Regions from separate parts of the Homo sapiens genome. Here region 2 is linked to region 1. The links are chromatin loops, found by intact Hi-C in ENCODE. Cell type or tissue: MCF 10A. All regions are shown on one strand. Links, peaks and the distances in the headings refer to the core of each region. The heading gives the core; the rest is flanking DNA.

Region 1 (10,623 bases), core at 768-8,767:
GGAGTTATTTAACTGGCAAGGTGAGGAAAGGGAAACAAGAATTCTTTTTCCTGAATACCCATTTAAGTTCCTTGACAACTGGAACAAAGTCATAGAGAGCAAAGGGACAATGTAACAAATCTACCCATTTTCCTAGTAGACACTGAATTCAGCTGGTAGTCGAGGGCTTTTAATTAAAACATTTTATTGTTTCTAAGAATGTTCACACAATCCAAGACTTCAAAAATGAGTCTAAAGCCATGGAAACACATTTATCACCTTCATGCTTGTTGAAGGACACCAGCAAAAATCAATGCTAAACCTATCAGCTTCATCCATTAAAGCATTTGCATAGAGAAACTAACTTCCATTTTACAACTCTTTAATGACAGGGAGAATATCCAACAAATCGCAAGTAAAATAGCATAGACCACAAGGAAAGAAACTAAGACAAGTCAAAAATACACCAAGTAAGAAATTCAATACAACTGGAAAACATACTCATAGGCACCAACATTCCTCCTTTGGACACCTGTTCCTTACTGCCCTCAGATGCCCCAGGACAGGGTAATGGCTGAGCATGGAAAAAGTAGGTAATGGGTCACACAAACTTGGTGGTCCTGCACCAAACTACAAAGATTAGCTCAATTATAGCATTGTGCTAACAGTAAAAGTAGTAAAAAATAAAAAATTAAAAAAAATAAAAAAATAAACTAAATTCCTACACAAAGTTTCTCGAGTACAGAGGTGAATGTCTTCTCCTCGGCTACAGCCTCCACCCCAAATACAACCCACCAGTTAAGAGGGATAACACTAAACAATGCTGTTTAGTGTCATGTGCACCCATCTACATGACCAGAAAAATACTGTTCATATGCAAAAAAATTTACTAATTGTTAATGCCTGGCCAGATGTTCTTGTGAAGAGCAAGGCAGGGGAAAAACATGTTATCAAGTGAATACTCTATCCAAACTCCAAGAGAAACATCTCCAGTTTTTCTTCAGAGTCAATTTGATCTTCAACTGAGGGTCCCTCCATTCTTGGCAGTGAGAGGAACAGTGAATAATGAAAACAGGTGTTCAGAAACCTATGCAGTATACTCCCTGGGTAAGGAAGGTGAGCAGCAGTGACCTAAGACACTGACATGACCTCATGACTAGCAAGACCAAACTTTGAGAAAGCTGCTCCATTCCAGAAATCAATGCTAACAGATGGCAACACAAGGCCTAGATAAGATCTGGCTTAGGCTCCAGAAAAGGGAATTAACTTTTTAAAGGATGTTTCTTGACCTTGAGAAGTAGAAAGTGCCTAAAGGGCCGATCTGGTGGCTCACACCTGTAATCCCAGCACTTTGGGAGGCCAAGGCAGGTGGATCACCAGGTCAGGAGATTGAGACCATCCTGGCTAACACGGTGAAACCCTGTCTCTACTAAAAAATATAAAAATTAGCCGGGCATGGTGGTGGGAGTCTGTAGTCCCAGCTACTTGGGAGGCTGAGGCAAGAGAATGGCGTGAACCCGGGGGGCAGAGCTTGCAGTGAGCCGAGATTGCGCCACTGCACTCCAGCCTGGGCAACAAACCGAGACTCCGTCTCAAAAAAAAAAAAAAGTGCCTAAAGTTCTACATTCAGTCATCTGGTCCAGGCATAAAAGCAGGTGAAGGGGCCTGCTGCGCTGGTTATTAAAAGCTCTACACATGGACAACAGCTGTACTCAGCATCTACTCTTTAAGCTGTGAATAACACATCAAGCTTACCTGCTGCTGTCCACAAATACTACTTGAAGCACTTCACCCTTGGTTGCCTGAGTAGTGGCAGAAAGCTCTCTGCTAGGCCTGAGGGAAGACCAGAATTCCTAGAGGACAGGATAGATTTTGACCTGATGAACAATTATTAAGGTACACAGGGAAGAATCTAGATTTTTTTCCTTTGAAGTACCTTTGGTCTCTAACAAAGCACACAAGGCTCTATTCAACTAGCTGACAGAAGTTAATTAGCCCTCTACCCCAAGGGCCTGACCCTGCCCTCTGCTAGCTTTTTGTTTTACTGACCTTACCTCCTCAACTTCACCTCCCTCCTCCAGCTGTTTCCTCGTATTTCTGCAGCTTCCTCTTTCTTCCCACCTCTCCTTTCACTTTCTCCCCTTTCATTCAGAAATGAATGCTCAGAGAGCAGATGGCAAGTAGTCAACCCAAGCCAGTGAAAACACTTCCTGAGCACCTGGTACAAAGACCAGAAACACACTGTGGCTGCTGGAATACAGAATACACGTTATCCCTGTCTTTTAGCAGTTCATACTTTAAAGGAGAAAGGCATCATATACTTATTCCTCACATATGAAAAGATATTTTCAGGCCAATTTATTTATAATATGGGACAAAATGATTGTTTACATCAGAACTGATAACTTTTACTACTACAGTAATTTTTCCGTGGCCTCCTACATAGCACATCTAGTGAAACTGATTCTGAAGCCTGATGAAGCCCCATGTATGTTCTATACACTTTAGCTGAGGTGTTAACTCTAATCAGTTAAGAAAAGCACATGAAGAGTCCAAGTTGGTACTACAATGTGTGATTAGTCTTCTCCCGAGAGAACTGAGAAAATTCAGGTAAACTTGACTATTAGAGGGTAGGTTTGGAGTTTGTTCCAGTGATCTCCTTAAAAATGGCTTAGGAGTTTGAGATAAAACTCCTGTGGGAAACAAGGAGAAAGGGATGGGGCACAAATCCACATCTCAAATCAGTAGGTTACTCTTTAGCTGTTTCTCCCAGTGGCTTGAAGAGCCCTGGTAAACACCCAGTACTCGATATATCAAATGGACAGCACTCAGAGACAGCTCAGATACAGCCCCACGTTCAGGCTGTGGTGAGAATTCCAACCCAGAAAGATGTAGTGAAGATTTCCAAAGGCCAGCCAGGACACCCCAGGGACTAACTTCCCAGTTCATAATTTTAATCATCTTGAATACAAAACAAAGACCTCTCTAATGTGGACTCTCCTTAGAAAAATGGCTTGTGTTTAGAATTATCCCAGAACTATTATGGAAGCATGAGTATTTCAGTAAAATAATTACTGAGCACCTACTAAATGCCAGGAGCTGTACTGTCACTGGGGATACTTCTAAGAATCTTCTCTACTGAAGAAACCAAGCCTTGCAAAGAAATAATTATAAAACAGTTACAGACATTTGTACAAAGTGCGTAACGAGCACTGGGAAAGGAAATTTTTAAAGGGCTATTTGCTCATTTGTTTTCATATAAGTGATAGTTTTGACACTGTAGATTACCAACTAGGGTTGCTGAATACAAAAACTGATACCTAAGAGATAGTATGTGTAGGCTAAGTGTAATGCAAACATTTTTATTGGAAACTGGAAGTTACCACACATTGGCTTTTAAAACTTAAAATTCCTAGAGTGGTTCATTTTTGTGGATCTGTTACTAATACAAATTTAAGTGTATACTCAGCTATCAACACAAATGCAGATGTTTTAAACATTTACCCTTTCACAGGTTCTTTTCTATGATTTTTTTGTGGGGCTGCTGTGTAGTTATTGAGTGGCTAGCCAGGCCCCAGCCACTGTGTGACCAGCTGTCCTCCTGTGGGGCCAGCCTCAATAGTAGGGGTCAAAAGAGGGCCAGGGCTTCTCTGAGAGAGCTGGCTGTGCACTGCACACTGGAAAGCCAAGGAGCTAGGCATCCCTCTTTCTTGCTGCCAGGCTCTGGAACATGGCCACTGTGACTAGATGTAGTCCTACTCTAGAACAACCCTCAGCACACAGGGTAAGAACATGGATCAAAGACAGCACCATGGGACACCCTGCTGGCATCTGGTAGATATTACAGGTGTTTCTCACTTGGGTCAGACTTTTCTCCCCGAGGCCTCCCAACTGGAAAAAGCAGGCTGGCTTTAAAAAGCAACGTGATAGTAAAACAAGAATTTCTCACCACAAGATCTGGATTCAAGTTCTGGGCCTGCCCCTTTAACATCTCTGGGCCTATTTCTTCAAACTGCAAAATGAAACTAAATACTACGTGAGAATTAAAATGAGCCACAGTATCAGGACTGGGCGCAGTGGCTCATATCTGTAATCCCAGCACTTTAGGAAGCCAAGGTGGGAGGCCTGCTTAAGCCCAGGAGTTCAAAAAGTCTGAGAAACAGAGCAAGACCCTGTCTCTACAAAAAATATAAAAAAGGTAGCAAGGGTATAAACCTTTGAGGTTACTATTCTAAGAATATGCATGATCTGACTAAAGAACACAGTGTCTCAGATTTAAGCTATGTGGCACACCTGCCTAAGATTTCAATAATGTATTTATTCACAAACATTTATTAAGGTGCAGGTACTAGCATTCTGGACATCTTAGAAGAAATGTCAAAAAGTTTAAAACATAAGACTTTGGGGAGCCGGGCGCGGTGGCTTATGCCTGTAATCCCAGCACTTTGGGAGGCCGAAGCGGGCAGATCACGAGGTCAGGAGTTTGAGACCAGCCTGGCCAACATAGTGAAACCCTGTCTCTACTAAAAATACAAAAAATTAGCTAGGTGTGGTGGCAGGTGCCTGTAATCCCTGCTACTTGGGAGGCTGAGGCAGGAGAATCGCTTGAACCCAGGAGGTGGAGGTTGCAGTGAGCCGAGACTGCGCCACTGCACTCCAGCCCAGGTGACAGTGCAAGACACTGTCTTAAAAAAAAAAAAAAAAAAAACAGCCTTTGCTCTCAGTTTACTATGTAGCTGAAGAAAACAAAGCATACACATTAAACTAGAGAACAGCTTAAGGGCAACATGTCCACCTGCACATATAGCACTTTTTAAAACATGAAGAAAAGCAAATAAGAAACAACGCAATTAGTTCAAGAATGCTTCAGTCATTAGGTGTGATCATGAAGGGGTGAGATTTTTAATGGCAAAAGGAATGGGGCTGCTTATGGGATTTATGATGTGGGGTGTTAAAATGTATGGATGCTGGGTCTCTTGGTTTTGAGAGAATTGTTTAAGCTAGCTGATCCTATAAACCTAAAGACCAGGGTCAGGGTCCTAAAGTTAATGCTTAAGACTCCCAACCCAAGGAATAATATACATGCTATCTAGTCTCTTCACAATACATCGTTATGTATTAATCTCTTTATGAATAGTTACCAACAACAAAAAAACAACCAAAATGATTCCATCCCAAAGAGAAATATGCAGGAATTCTCATTGAGGCAATACCACTAAATTCTGAGGCAACTTAAAGCTTCCTCTGTAAGAAGCTTAAAAGAGAATGACTGAAAAAGGATACCTAGGAGGCAACTATTTAGTCTTTTTGGAGACAATGTCATCAATTCTTGGTGATCTGTACTGAAAGTGTGCACAGCTTACATCAAAACCACTTACTTTGGTCTTACAATTGGTCTTACTTTGCAAGACCAATTCTGGGAGCAACATTTACTTATCCAATTATACTTGGACTTAGGCTAGCATTTAGATTAATTCAAATTTTCTGGCTTCACATCTGAGGAGTTATTAGTATTAAAATACCTTCTCCAATAATCCACCCAGTTAACGAATAGCTTGTGAAACAGACTTCTACAGTGCTTTGCTTTTAGGGAATACTAAATTCTTCCCATCTCGCCCATCAATATTAAAACTGTCAGCACTGCATTTAGCTCATTGGGAAATATAAATATATTCAGTTCCTGGGTCTGTAGAGTTAAAAAATACATGTATTTACCAAATCAACCAGGGTAGGGGAAGATGTGATTGAGAACAGGATAAATTGGAAAGGTAGAATATAACCCATTGTTAACTCATATTAAGGGAGTGACATGTTTTAAGGATCTGGAGTCACTGAAACCAGCTTTAACACTTCAGTAATATGAATTTGGGTACAGACAAAAATGCTGATATGGCAACTGGAGATGGGAAGACAAATCCAAACAGCATCTTGAAGAACTCTATTTGGCAAGTAAACACATCTCTAGGTTAATCTAAATCATAGATGCGGTGGCACCCTGAAGACACAGAACTTGACTATCACCTTGCTGCAAATTTACTATTTTTAGAGTACAAAGGAGCCATTTGAGTTTTCTTTGGAATGTGCTTGTTACACTGCGAACCAACATTTTACATTTCTAGCCTTAAGTTGTGGATGTCAGCCAGGTGCGCTGGCTCACACCTGTATTCCCAGCACTTTGGGAGGCCGAGGCGGGCGGATCACTTGAGATCAGAAGTTCAGAGACCAGCTGAGCCAACATAGTGAAACCCTGTCTCTATGAAAAATACAAAAATTAGCCAGGTGTGGTGATGGGCACCTGTAATACCAGCTACTTGGGAGGCAGGAGAATCGCTTGAACCCGGGAGGCGGAGGTTGCAGTGAGCCGAGATTGTGCCACTACACTCCAGCCTGGGTGACAGAGTGAGACCCTGTGTCAAAAACAAAGACAAAAAAAATGTGAATGTCACTCTTGGTGTTATTTTATAGTTCAAATTTCTACCACCGTTAAGGGTAGAAGACATTCACCCAGCACTTCCCAGTCCTATCTAAAGGTTATACCTTCCCTTTTGCTTGACTGATCCTATAATCTTATGTATTAAGCCTTAATAATTGTTGAAAGCTTATCCCAAAATGACATATAAAGACTCCTCCTCTAATACACAGCACCTGAGGGAACAATTCTACCATGGTTTTTCTTAGCACTTTACAATCTCCAGGTTTAGCACTTTTCTTTCTACAAGGAGAATTCTGAATTTTCATTTGCCTAATTTGTGGCTTCAGAGTGCATCTTCAAAAGTTATTTAAAAATTATCAAAGGGACACCAGAGCTAACATTTACAGGATTAAAGACAGGCTTCAATCTAGTTAGTGCCCTTTCAGCTGTCAATCCAATTTGCAGCAAGACTACTAGTTAACAGTAACTACCTTCTGTAGCTTTCCTTGCTACTTAGTGTTACCTTAGCAGGCAGGGAAATCTCTACTGTGTAAACTTGATTACTTTTCCCCCCACAAGAAGTCCACTTTGTCCACTTTTAGTGCTTTATTCTTTGAAACAGACTGATTTTCTAAAATTAACATTTTAAGGCCAGTTGTCCCACACCTGTCTTCTGGATGACTAAATCCCATCATATGGGCCTAAAAGGTTTAGTATTCTCAATGACAATTTATACTGTAAACAGGAGACAAGTTTGTGTCCTTTCCATTTTTTATAAAAGAAACCTGGGGAGAAAGCGGTGATGGGAATGACAGATACTAAAAGTGTTAAATTTTCAGTAATTTTCAGCTGTTAATATGGCATTAACTACTGTGTCTACTGACTTTTTGATCACAAGACAACCTGCTACTTAAGTGAGGCCTAGAAAATAGAAAACAGCTAAGCTGACACATAAGTAGGATTTTAAGACAAACTTTAAGAACCTCTTAGTAATACTGAGAAGATCATCACACCTGAAACTGTCACTCCATAAAAGCAAACTGCAGGTCTCTAAAAGCATATTCATTTCTTCTAGTTCATAACCAAATTGTTATGTCTAGTTTTCCCCAGCACACCTAACTCCTGTTCCCAATTCTCACATTCATGGCCTTATTATTCCATACCTGATGTACAAGGTAGGCAGAAAAACAAGCAGACTTATGTCTTCAGTATTTTCTTAGTCCCAGAACCTAGATTTGTTACAAAATGAGTGCCTGTAAGGTAAACTCTGAAAACCTAAATGGATGCAAAAGCTGAAAAGGGGAAGAATTTTACACAAAAGATGGGAAGACAAAGGTAAAGTTGCAAGAAAACTTACCCAAACCATCTAACTTTAGAGCTGATACAGAGGATCAAGGTAGTTAGCTGGTCTCTACTTTGTTCTATGTATCTATAATGGGGATTATTTCCTGCTTAATTTTGTGTTATAGCTCCCTCTAGTGGCTAAGTGATTTTCCCTAGCACTTACCAATGGAGAGCAGTACAGCATGTTGTAAAAAAACCAAACAAACAAACAAAAAAAATTAAGACCTATTTCTACAAGTTGTTTTTGTTCAAAGTGCATTTGGTGGAGATGAGTATAGCATCCTAGAGAAGCTGTTTCCACTATCTTCATGTCCACAGTTCTACCAATAGTTGGCACTTATAAGTTGTCTGGTAACAGAAGTCTGATGCTTTTTAACCCGATGCTTGAGTATCAAGCTGAACTAAGTGTTGTTTTGCTTACCTAAACAGTAAACTTCTTATGAAAAGTCATGAATGACTTTTCACCCCCTGAAATCCCAGCCTAGCACCTATTAAAATGTTGTAAATTACAAATGTTATATTTGCCTAAATTAACTTCTATATGACAGAGTCATTTATTCAATTTTTATTCTGTGCATTAATGAAGCACGGAGTGATTTTTATAATAATTAAAAAATCCTTCCTTTAATCACTACAAGCTCACAAGAACCCTCAGGGTTGTTAGGCATTAGCTTTCAAAGCTACCAAGAAGCACCGTGAAGGTCTCAATAACAGGAATAAGTACTGGTTTAAGTATACTATAATCTCTTGGGGTTTGTTTAAAGCAAGTTACTTTTGGCAGCATTACTATTCATTCAATAGACAATCACGATAGACATAATGAACAGATGTTTCCTGATAATCTCTTTACTTCATGCCAATCCCAGCTTTTCCTATAGGATCTAATTGGTCAATGTTCCTTTAAGTACTGATACAGAAACAATAACTCAAAAGAATGTTGTATTGTACACTCTAGGATGCCTGAGTATTTGCTTCAATGGGATATAATTGTTGAGTCCACTATTACAACAGAATGTAAAGAAATGTGGGCCATACCTTTTTTTCTTGTGGCTGCTTCAGCCTAAAAAGATGGGGGAACTTAAAATTCAATCAACAAAGGATTCACAATAACAGGTTTTTCAGTCAAGACACCCCAGTTACAGACAAAAGCATTAGGCCTGTGTATGCTAGTACAGTTCCTACAATCCCTTATATGAACTCTTTGGAGACAGACATATCTGGGATTCAGAGCTGTATGCACTTTATGAGGTACATATATACCCTGTATTACATAAAACCCTCAGCAAAGTCTGTGGCAACTGTGCAATGAATAATGAAGTTCAACAGGAAACAGTTTAGTCACACTAAGTGCAAAATGAAGGCAGCAATTCTGGTCAGGGTTCACATTTAATTAGCTCAACAACAGAAAATCTTTTGTTTTCGTAGTTTTTGGATTTCAAAAAATGGATAAGAGACTGTAATCTGTTTTCTGCGTTTGCAGTCTTCATACTGTGATGGAAATAATGGTTATGTTACAACAGAACTTCAGTCTAACAGTTTCTCATCTTTTAATACTATTTATGGTAAATACATATATATAACTTACTTGCAATTTAAATTACAAAATTCATATACAAAGTAAGCAAAAAGGCACACATAAGAAATCCACCTTGACCACAGAAATGTGAAAACACCAGCCCTAATGACCAAGACAATGTTTCAAAGACAACAAACACCAAGAAAAGTTGAGATTCTACAATAAATCATATTAAACGCAAGCACTATGATGCACAGACGTGAGCACTGAATATTTACTAAAGCATAAAACTTAGGAAAAATCATTTTACGGGGAATCTATTCATATTCCAAACAGCATTTTAAAAAACATTAAACTTAGCTTAGTTTTAAAAACAAAATTCAGACCCAAACAATCAAGAACCAGAAAATGGGTTTCTTACCTTTTGTTTCCAGTAGGATGTGGGCTGAACAGCAAGGTGGGTTATTCAATCTGATGTTATGAAAAGTAATTGCTTCTTAAAGAGACTTAAGTTTTTCCTTGGTTAGAAAATAATTATAGGCTCCCTAAAATATTCTAAGGGGACATAAATAGGGAGAAGAGGGGGAAATTCCAAGACAGCTTTTGTAGTTTCAAAAGGGTGTAACTTTCTTCTAATAATTGCCAATACGGATAGAGACCTAAAGGTCCATTTTCTGAGACTATAAATAGGAGCAGTCCATACTTCCCATCACAGCTTTTAGCTGTCTGGTCATCTTAACTACAAAACCTATGCCCCTTTACCTAAGTAAACATTAGATCCTCTCTAATCTTCAAATTCAGCCTGTATAACAAGGAATACTGTCTCATTTCAATGTGAGGTTAGAATTACTATAACTTTTAGTAGAGCACATCTTTCAACTTTAAACACTCAAACTTGAGTGAAGGCCATTTACATTTTTTGGTCATTTCCAAAACATTCAATGAACACAAATGAACCAAAGTTTACTTAAGTCTAGCTCACATTAACCTTCCAAAATTATCATTAATCATTTATTTTCCCTTTAATAATCTGATGAATTTTTAAAATGTTCTACACATAAAACTTCTTAGAATTTCAAGAATGTCATGTAAAATTATTCAAATTTTTAAACAGTAAATCTGCCTTTTGGCCATTACATTGAATTCTTAGATAAAAAGAGCTACATCCTTAAACTTACACTAAGTACTTAGTGAAATTCTGCATTCAACTTAACATCCCCTCTTCCCAACATTCCACAACGTTCATTAAAATCTACCGATTGGGGTGACCTTACACATTTCTTCCACTACCAAGATTTCTGGTTTTCCTTAGGTTTTTAATTGTCACCCAAATAATCACCTTAAATTCAACTTCCAACTATGATTAGCACCC
Region 2 (10,623 bases), core at 1,747-9,746, 890 kb before region 1:
AATTGAGTTTTCTATCCCCTTTACATGTCTGTTGCCTTCTTCTAGGCCCTTACTATTCCTCCTTGCTTAGACCTAACTGACTTAGGTTTCTAGGTTCCTTCTGCTCGATATACTTCACTTTTCTTTTTTGAGATGGAGTCTTGATCTCGGCTCACTGCAACCTCCACCCCCCTGGATTCAAGCAATTCTCCTGCCTCAGCCTCCTGAGTAGCTGGGATTACAGGCGCCTGCCACCATGCCCAGCTAATTTTTGTATTTTTAGTAGAGACAGGGTTTCACCGTGTTGCCCAGGCTAGTCTCAAACTTCTGACCTTAGGTGATCTGCCGAGCTCTGCTTCCCAAAGTGCTGGGATTTCAGGCTTCAGGCATGAGCCACTGCGCCCAGCCTCGATTCACTTTTCATCCTGTTCCCAGAATTGCCTTCTAGAAACAATTTGATGTGTGTGCCTTGCAGACCTATGCTGGTTCTCTGTTGTCTGCAGGATAAAGTCCAGACTACGCAGTGGGGCCCTAGGACACCCTCACTGACCCCACGATGGTACAGATGCTCCTCAGCTTACAATGGAGTTACATCCTGGTAGACCCATTGTAAGCTGAAAATAGCATAAATCGAAAATAAATACATCTAATGCACCTAACCTACTGAACACCATAGTTTAGCCTAGGCTACTTTACATGAGCTGAGAAGACTCACAGTCGTCTACAGTGGGGCAAAATCACCTAGCAACACGATCCACTCTGGAGTGCCCGTTGTTCACCCTTGTGATAGAGTGGATGACTGGGAGCTAGCATTGCGAGAGAGTAGCGCATCACCTATTGGTAGTCCAGGGAAAGATCAGAATCCAAAATTGGAAGTATAGTTTCCACTGAATGGGTATTGTTTCCCACCATTGTAAAGTTGAAAAATTCTCAGTTGAGCCTTGGAAGATCAGGGAGCGCCTGTATTTGAATCTTCCAAGTCTGACCTGGACCTTCATGCTGCAGTTTGCTGTGTTGGTCCCTCACCCTGGAGCATCTCCTTAGCCATTGGGAATTTTATTCCTCCTTCATTCTCACTGTCTCTAATTGCTGAGTAACAAAGTTCCATTTCATTGACTCATGATTTTATGGGTAGATGTGAGGGAACCATGCACATGTGGATTCCATGGGGGTTTGAAATGCTCTGATGCCACTTGATAGAAAAAAATGTTCTGTGAGTTTAGAGAACTGAGCCACACTGAGCAGAGCTAGCCCCTTTTTGGGGAACATAGAGAGAATTTGGCATCATGAAGTGATGAAGGGAGGGATTTGGGTTAAAGAATAGAATGCTCGGTTTGTTTCAAGAGGGTGCGTGAGTTGGGGAGCATGGAGGGGAAGATGCCTCTTCCTGGCCACTGACCCCCAGTGGATCACACAGAGGGTGGACTGGTACGAGCTGAGAGGTGTGCTCCTCTTGGAGGGCAGGGAAGGCGGAGGAGATGGCTCCAGCTCTACCCTGTTGACTGTCTTGCATGTGCGGTTGCCAGTATCCTCCTACCTGGCTCTGTAACATCCCTCCTCCCCGCTCTCCTGCTCTCCCCAGGTGTAATTACTTCAAGCCTCCAGGATGGCAATCCAGTTCCGTTCGCTCTTCCCCTTGGCATTGCCTGGGATGCTGGCGCTCCTCGGCTGGTGGTGGTTTTTCTCTCGTAAAAAAGGCCATGTCAGCAGCCATGATGAGCAGCAGGTGGAGGCTGGTGCTGTGCAGCTGAGGGCTGACCCTGCCATCAAGGAACCTCTCCCCGTGGAAGACGTCTGTCCCAAAGTAGTGTCCACACCCCCCAGTGTCACAGAGCCTCCAGAAAAGGAACTGTCCACCGTGAGCAAGCTGCCTGCAGAGCCCCCAGCATTGCTCCAGACACACCCACCTTGCCGAAGATCAGAGTCCTCGGGCATTCTTCCTAACACCACAGACATGAGATTGCGACCAGGAACACGCAGAGATGACAGTACAAAGCTGGAGCTAGCCCTGACAGGTGGTGAAGCCAAATCGATTCCTCTAGAGTGCCCCCTTTCATCCCCAAAGGGTGTACTATTCTCCAGCAAATCAGCTGAGGTGTGTAAGCAAGATTCCCCCTTCAGCAGGGTGCCAAGGAAGGTCCAGCCAGGCTACCCCGTAGTCCCCGCAGAGAAGCGTAGCTCTGGGGAGAGGGCAAGAGAGACAGGTGGGGCCGAAGGGACTGGTGATGCCGTGTTGGGGGAAAAGGTGCTTGAAGAAGCTCTGTTGTCTCGGGAGCATGTCTTGGAATTGGAGAACAGCAAGGGCCCCAGCCTGGCCTCTTTAGAGGGGGAAGAAGATAAGGGGAAGAGCAGCTCATCCCAGGTGGTGGGGCCAGTGCAGGAGGAAGAGTATGTAGCAGAGAAGTTGCCAAGTAGGTTCATCGAGTCGGCTCACACAGAGCTGGCAAAGGACGATGCGGCGCCAGCACCCCCAGTCGCAGACGCCAAAGCCCAGGATAGAGGTGTCGAGGGAGAACTGGGCAATGAGGAGAGCTTGGATAGAAATGAGGAGGGCTTGGATAGAAATGAGGAGGGCTTGGATAGAAATGAGGAGAGCTTGGATAGAAATGAGGAGGGCTTGGATAGAAATGAGGAGATTAAGCGGGCTGCCTTCCAGATAATCTCCCAAGTGATCTCAGAAGCAACCGAACAGGTGCTGGCCACCACGGTTGGCAAGGTTGCAGGTCGTGTGTGTCAGGCCAGTCAGCTCCAAGGGCAGAAGGAAGAGAGCTGTGTCCCAGTTCACCAGAAAACTGTCTTGGGCCCAGACACTGCGGAGCCTGCCACAGCAGAGGCAGCTGTTGCCCCGCCGGATGCTGGCCTCCCCTTGCCAGGCCTACCAGCAGAGGGCTCACCACCACCAAAGACCTACGTGAGCTGCCTGAAGAGCCTTCTGTCCAGCCCCACCAAGGACAGTAAGCCAAATATCTCTGCACACCACATCTCCCTGGCCTCCTGCCTGGCACTGACCACCCCCAGTGAAGAGTTGCCGGACCGGGCAGGCATCCTGGTGGAAGATGCCACCTGTGTCACCTGCATGTCAGACAGCAGCCAAAGTGTCCCTTTGGTGGCTTCTCCAGGACACTGCTCAGATTCTTTCAGCACTTCAGGGCTTGAAGACTCTTGCACAGAGACCAGCTCGAGCCCCAGGGACAAGGCCATCACCCCGCCACTGCCAGAAAGTACTGTGCCCTTCAGCAATGGGGTGCTGAAGGGGGAGTTGTCAGACTTGGGGGCTGAGGATGGATGGACCATGGATGCGGAAGCAGATCATTCAGGAGGTAGGAGGGTCTCGGGTTCGTTTAGAGGATGGGGCGCTCCCAGTATTTCTTGGAGAAAGGCTGCCAGTCTGCCTCTCCCTTCTGCTACTTGTGCAGCAAAGTCATAGTGCTCTTCAGCTCTTTATCGCAACCTGCAGAGGTCTGGACACGGCGTAGAGCTGGTGGGTAACTGAGGAGTTAGATTGCCCTGAAACCCCAAGTCATGGGAGCTGTAACTTGGTTCCTCAACCGGTGACCTTCCCCAGTGAGCCCTTCCCAAGGAACTAGCGCCAAGTTGGGCTCGCTGATTAACATTAGTGTGCCTCTTTTTCTTTGTTTAAAAAAATTATTATTATTTTGGTGCAGATGGAGTCTTCCTTTGTTGCCCAGGCTGGTCTCGCACTCCTGGGCTCAAGTGATCCTTCCGCCCTCGGCCTCCCAGAGTGCTGGGTTTATAGGTGTGAGTCACTATGCCCAGCCCATTTTTTTTTCTTTTTTAAACACTAACCTCTTTGTGTGTGCGTGTGTGTGTGTGTTTTAATGGAGAGGCCTCCTTAGCTTTACTTCCCTTGAGTGCCAGGTATGGGTGTGAGTGTTTTGAATGGTTTTTATTTCCTTTTAATCATGTGCTTGTTCCCATGTCTTCACCTGCTTTCCTTCTCCAGAAGCTCTTACAGGGTAAGTGCCCAAAGAACGGCCACAGCTTTGAATACTTGTGGGAGGCTTGAGCTTCCTGAGTTGTCGCTGTCACCTTTGCAGAAAGCCTCAGCCATTTTCTTTCTGTGCAGTTGCAGCTCCACCCCCGGGAAAGCGGGGCACTTTGATAACGAGGTGTCCTGGGTTTTTCGAGTGCTGACCCCAGCGTAGACAGTTCAGACCGCTAACTTACAGGTCAGCAGCTCCTGACCCTGCTTCTGCAGGCACCCTGGGGTGTTTTCATTTATCTCATGGAGAGAGGCCACGAATATCCCGAGTGGCTCTCTGACTTGTTTGTCCTGGAGCCATTCCCTCCCATTTCAGCTCCGGGTAGGTTGGGAATCTTTATTGGGAATTTTACCACTTTCAGCAGCATCTAGTTTGTACCACACGCTACATTTTGTCACCTCCAAGATGCTGTTAAGACACTACTGTTTTTATGTACCTTGGAAAGAAAAAAGTGCTGCCAGTCATGATTATAGAAGGCAAGATACTATATGATGCATCCTAATCTCGGGATGTTTAAATGTTTCTTAAAATACTGCATCTGAAAATGGGTGATTTTTATTTTATTTATTTTTTAAGAATAAAGGAGTTTCCCTTTGCTTACTGCCCCTCAGCTGAATTAACAAGCCCCGCAGCCTTGTCTGCCAACTCTAGATGGATAGTAGTAGCTACTCAGACCTGTTGAAGTCTTCTGAGTTTAGGCTTGAACCTAAGCCGTGGTGATGGGCAGGGAGGTTTAGGGATGGCACGTGGAAATGAGGTAATACTGTCCACGAGCATGCGGTGGGTGCCAAGCACGAGGTTAGTGCCTCGCATGTACCTTCATGTCAGCCCTGCTTTGTTTGTGAGGAAGTTGAAGCTGAGAAGGGGACCAGGGACCACCCCACTGAGGGAGCTGGAAGCTGGCCTTTGAGTGCAGCCTGCTAGAGTCCGGGTGTGGTTCTGAGCCACTGCTGGGAGCCATCGGGATGGCAGGTGTTAGCCAGTCCCATTCTGTGGGGCAGAGGCTGGATACTGTGAGTGAGCAGAGCTCCCCGCCCCCTCGCCCAGCCCCTGTCAGCCTGTTATGCTTCCCGCAGGCTAGCCAAGCAGTCTTCCCCCAGAAGGGGTACTTTTCCCTGCATGAATCCTGTTCGAAGCGCCTAGTGTTAAGGGGGGAAGTCATTTTGAAGGTGATTCTTCCTTAGCTGGGAGCAGGATCTCTTGGGCCTTAGTTCTCTGCATCCAGTGTATGGGTTACTTGGCAAAGGATTATACTCAGGGTTTGGAGAAACCATGTGGAAGGTAACCTAATTGGTAGACTCTCAGGAGTGATCTATTTCTGGTGATTGAGTCATCCATATTTAAGCCAGGGCCACTTCTCTTGAGCTGATCTGGACCCGCTTTTTTGTGACGGTCCCTTTGGCACGCTCTTGAGTGAGAGTGGAACAGCCCAGGTCGGGAGCAGAGTCTGTTCCCATTGGGTTTTCTTGGGCATGAGCTTTGGCTCAGTCTTTTGACCAAGGGAGTATTTGAGCCAGAAGAGTGTTCAGAGTTGCATGAATCAGGCCTAAGCAAAGGGAAAGGAGACTCTCCTTTTTTAGTCCACATATGGCAGAGGAACGAGCGGGTCCCCGCTAGGTATAAGAATGGGGCCCTCAGGCAGGCCAGTGAGGACTTTGTCTAGCTCTGCTGGGCTGAAGGCCAGTACCTATGACCCTGGGACTGGGCCCTGGGGACAGGAGACTGACCCTTGGTCTGAGGGGGTAGGATAGTTGGAAGGGTGTCAAGGTGTTTGTGGTCCATCGGTCTGGCTCTCAGGACCATGTGGACCTCAAGCGTGTCTCCTCCCCCGCCCTCTGGGCTCCCCTTCCCTGGGCGCAGTCTGTCTCTTCCAAGTTCACCACTTGTGTCTCTGCTCCAGCAGCTGTGGCTGGGTGCGGCTGCCAATTAAGCAAGTGGGACTGTAAGTGACAGGCTAAAATTAGGTGTATCGACACCCCCAGTTCTCCTTTCATTGGGGTTGTTCTGAGCCTTCTAGACTGTAAGTTGACAGTCACCTGCCAAGCTTGAGGAGCGGGTGTGGGGCAGGGCCTCCTGGGAATGTGAGTTTGGGAAGTTCTTGGTTACTGGCTGCTCTGAGTGGGGTCTGTGTGTGTGCGTGCCTGCTGCTTCTTCCCCTGCAGGTTCTGACAGGAACAGCATGGATTCCGTGGATAGCTGTTGCAGTCTCAAGAAGACTGAGAGCTTCCAAAATGCCCAGGCAGGCTCCAACCCTAAGAAGGTCGACCTCATCATCTGGGAGATCGAGGTGCCAAAGGTAGGGGCGGAGTCCCCCAGGCTGGTTCTGTGGTAAGCCCAAAGCTCCCTGGGGCCAGGGCCATTAGACCTCAGGGAGGGAGGGGGCTGGGAGAGGGACAGTAAACCAGAAGGAGCCCTGGGTCAGCCAAAGGCCGCAGGGAAAGGACACGCTACACTTTGCCAAGGCTCAGAGAGCTTCCTGCAACATGGAATTCCTCCAGCTGCCTCCAGGAGCATCTTATTCTTGTACTTCTCAAACTCGCAGGCCTGTGTGTCTCCCTTGGGGGTGGTTCTTGCATATTCTGGGGCTCAGATCTATTTGGAAAAAAAACACCAAGGCCGTGGGGGCCAGCCAGAATCCCTTCACTGAGCTCTGCTCAAGTGCTCCAAGTGTATTTTATAATTGAGCAAAGCATAAATCCATATTTTAGAGAACTTGAAAAGTATAGAAATACATGCAGAAAATAAAAATCAGCTCTAATCCTACCCTTGAGAGTGACTGTGAAAGACTTTTATTTCCTTCTCATCTTGCACCCTGTGGTTTTTAAACAAAACTGAGATTATGTCGCTTTAATTAATACTTTAAATATTTAACAATTTAATTTTCGTGTGTTATTCTTTGAAAATGTAACTGTAACTGCATTATTCACTGTGTGGATGTCAGTTTACTTCATCAGTCCCCCATTCCTGAGTGCTTAAGTGGTTTCGAGCTTCTTGCTATTAGAACTTACAACATATTAGCTTGATCTTGATGTTTATCTCTGGGGCTCAGAAATAATTTGTCAGACCGCATTCTCCCAGGGCCCTGGGCTCTGTGCTCAGGTGGAGACTTGGCTTGGTCTGAACTCTGGGTCAGAGTGGCTGTTTTGACCCTGGGTTGCGAGGTCTCTTGGTGGTTTCCTCCCTGGGGGGCCCTGTTATCCGTCCTGCCTGCTTTTCCTTCAGTGGTTACAAAGGGCATGAAGAGAAAGGCTGTGCCTGAGGATGGACCATGTCCCCAGTAGCTCCTCCGGGAGGGGGTCGTTGGCGGTTGTGTGGGAGCCCATCTTACGTAAGGGCTAAGTTTGGCTGCTTCTATCTGCCTTGAACTCTGGCGCACTGGGCACTTCTGCATGCCTCCTGCTCTGCAGGCTTCAGCCTGCTGTCACTTGGCAGCGGGAGCCCAGGGTTCTTAGACCTTCATTTTCAAATCGAGCCCCTTTATCTTTGGATCTGAGTAGACTTGAGGGAGAGGGGCACGAGAAATCGAGAAACTGTGTGCTGGTGAAACTTCTCAGCATGGCTTTTAGAGGAGAAGATGCTGCTGCCTTTGCAGCTTTCCGGGTCTGGGCCACATTGTTGGGATGAAATGGGAACTGCTTGGTCCTGGAGCCAGACTGCCTGGTTCGACTTCCTGGTTAGCAGCTGTGTGACCTTAAGGTAGTTACTTAGCCTCTCTGGGCTTGTTTCCCCATATACAGAATGGTGATAAAGTTATCTGTGTTTCACAGGTACTATGAGTAAATGTAAGTGCTTAGAATAGTCCTGGAAAATAAATGCTGACATGGTAACAGCTAATATGTTTGAGCATGATCTTGTGTAAAACAGAAGTAGGTCTTTGGGTGTCCAGGGAATTGGTTTCCCTTTAACCCTCTCATCTCTTTTTGTCTTTCTGGAAGCACTTAGTCGGTCGGCTAATTGGCAAGCAGGGGCGCTATGTGAGTTTTCTGAAGCAAACATCTGGTGCCAAGATCTACATTTCAACCCTGCCTTACACCCAGAGCGTCCAGATCTGCCACATAGAAGGTCAGTAACATCTGCTGCTTGTATTGCCTCTTACCTGAAATATTAAATAGAAGTGAATAGCATCTGAGTTTCAATTGCTATCTTTTTGGAATAGGAAACCCTGCTTCTCATCCCAGGGAAGGGAGCATTAGGTATCTTCCCTGCAGCCTTTTCCCCATTTCAGGTGCCTGCGGGAGACTCAGGTCCCTCCCTACTCTGATCTTTGGCCAGGAGAAGTGTGGGTGCTTGGTTGGGCGGGGCCTGGGTCCTGGGTTCATAGTGCCCACCACCCCATAAAGGCTTCTCTCAAAGCAGAAGTGCCCTGTGTGCAATTCCCCCTTGGCATTTTCACAGCTGCCTGCCTCTTCTGTTGCATTGAAAGCATGGATCATAATGGCAGAGGTATCATTTGAAAGGCTTAGATGCCTTTCTTCCTAAAGCAGAGCTTAAGTGTTTTGTTACCTCAAAGATGCACTTGAACTCTATGCAAAGTCCAGTGGAGTGGGGTCTGTGGCTGTGTTTTTGTGAGTGTGGGTGTGAGTTTCCTCTTACAGTGATTGTATGTCCTGCCCCCATCCGCTATTTAGGCTCTCAACATCATGTAGACAAAGCGCTGAACTTGATTGGGAAGAAGTTCAAAGAGCTGAACCTCACCAATATCTACGCTCCCCCATTGCCTTCACTGGCACTGCCTTCTCTGCCGATGACATCCTGGGTGAGCGTGCTACTGGGTGATCCGGACTTCTTGCCACTTTCCCCCAAACCTACCCCAAACAAGAAACTCCCCAGACCTCAGGCTAAGAAGGCCAAGTGCACATGAGTGCCTGCGCCCTCTCTTCTCTGGCCTCTGCTGGTCGGTTCTGCTATGGGACTGTGTTCTGGGGACAGGGCTTAGGTGGTGATAGCGCTGGCAGGAAACCAGAGGCCTCTTGGTCCCCACATGGGAGGACTACTTTTCCTGGCTCTCCCCCTGGGCACCTTTTAAGTTTTCTAGGCGTTTGCTTAGAAAGGATGGTGTAGTTCGGACAGGAGATTGGGTGTGTCCAGGGTCGCCGTTCACCACCTGAGACCTGGGTGGGACTAGAATCATGGGTTTGGATGGCGCTTGTTCTTTCTTCTGGTTGAGTCAGGCCTTAACAGTGGCCCTGGTGAAGGATCTCCTTCCCCTTCCCCTCCCCAGGAGGTGCCTAAATTACAAAGAAGAATGAATACTCCCCACCAGGCCCGGAAGTCCAGTGACTCTTGGGAGGTTGCCCCAGGAGTTTGGCAGAGGGAAGAGCTGCTATCTCCAGGGCCCCTGTGTGCTGCTGACTGCAGGGTCTCTCAGGGCCGTGGCCCATATCCTGCCGTGTGCCTCTGGCCCTGGTTGGGTCTTATCTCACTGGGAGTAGAATTGCAGAATTCTGTGGGCCAACGACTGTTGACTACGTTTTACACAGATGGACAGATGGGCTGACTATAGCTCCAAGGAAATTGTCCTCCTTCGTGTTTTTTTTTTGTTTTTTTGTTTTTTTATGGATGGTAGGCATTTCAGTTTTGTGTCTTCCCCTTTGCAAAGGCCCTTGGGCTGGAGGGAAAGGATTGGGATATCTTTTTCCTGTGGATATGTGAGAGTAGGCTGAATACCACTTTATGCTTTACTCCTGAATCAAGAGTTTTTTCCCAGGAGGCTCGGTCGTAGACTCACTCTCTTTTTTTTTTTTTTTTTTTTTTTTTTGAGACAGAGTCTCACTCTGTTGCCCAGTCTGGAGTGTAGTGGCATGATCTTGGCTCACTGCAACCTCTGCCCACCAGGTTCAAACGATTATCCTGCCCCAGCCTCCTGAGTAGCTGGGATTACAGGTGTGCTCCACCATGCCCAGCTAATTTGTATGTTTTTAGTAGAGATGGGATTTCACCATGTTTGCCAGGCTGGTCTTGAACTCCTGACCTCAGGAGGGTAAGCAGTAGGAGGGAGAGCAAATAGGAAGCAGACTCTGCTAGACCTTGACCATGGACCTGACCTGAGGCCACTGCTTGCTCTTGGGAGGGCAGCGTAGATGCTGTCAGACCATAGGCTCCTGGGGTTGTCTGCCAGTCCACAGGAGTTGGCTAAAGGGCCTGGGGCCTGCCTACTGCTTATTTTCAGGAGTCTTGTTCTCAGCGGCCACCTCATTCCTGTGTTGCCCTCCCTGGGTCTTATAGATTCATCAACAGAAGTGGGAGGGAGGGCACTGCTGGTAGGTGGACCCTGCCCAGGCCTGTGCAAGGCCCAGCACTACCTCCGCAGTTGCTTCTTGGTTGCCCAGTGTCTGTGGGACCCTCCCTGCCTGGCCCTGAGGTGAGACTGCCCCTAATGGCTGCTCGTGGTATTGCAGGACAACAGCCACAGGGGTGTCGAACACTTTCTGTTGTTAAAGTAGTCCTTCAACCTCTACCTTCTGGGTGCCATGTTGTCTTGAGTTGCCCTTTTCAAAGATATGCTAGCCCAGAGACTTGCCCTTGGGTCTCGGGACTTATTCAAAGATGAGATAAGAAGGATTGTTTCAGTGACCGCTCCCCCTTCCCCTCTACAGCTCATGCTGCCTGATGGCATCACCGTGGAGGTCATTGTGGTCAA

What was found. Peaks named below come from ENCODE experiments on the same cell type or tissue, not always from the same donor. Only the 100,000 strongest peaks of a DNase experiment are listed, where the experiment ranks them.
Region 2: a loop joins it to region 1, with 5 times the contacts of the local background. A loop is called at or near these places in 6 of 110 quality-filtered maps.

The regions. Positions count from the first base shown.
Region 1 is chr17:57,991,817-58,002,439 of GRCh38, forward strand. SRSF1 (serine and arginine rich splicing factor 1) reads right to left here. Exons shown (of 4, transcript NM_006924.5): 4 at 9,103-10,623. Among named protein-coding and RNA genes, the nearest start is that of VEZF1, 8.9 kb to the left of the region's middle. RefSeq lists an enhancer at 3,859-3,908. In MCF 10A, for the core only: CTCF peaks have their summits at 3,795 and 7,868 (motif pointing left); DNase peaks (open chromatin) are centred at 3,795 and 7,865.
Region 2 is chr17:57,103,880-57,114,502 of GRCh38, forward strand. It overlaps AKAP1 (A-kinase anchoring protein 1), which reads left to right. Exons shown (of 11, transcript NM_003488.4): 2 at 1,562-3,299; 3 at 6,146-6,279; 4 at 7,919-8,045; 5 at 8,612-8,739; 6 at 10,580-10,623. The coding sequence starts at 1,586. Among named protein-coding and RNA genes, the nearest start is that of AKAP1, 24 kb to the left of the region's middle. RefSeq lists an enhancer at 4,990-5,591 and a silencer at 10,189-10,483. In MCF 10A, for the core only: a CTCF peak has its summit at 6,276; a DNase peak (open chromatin) is centred at 3,722.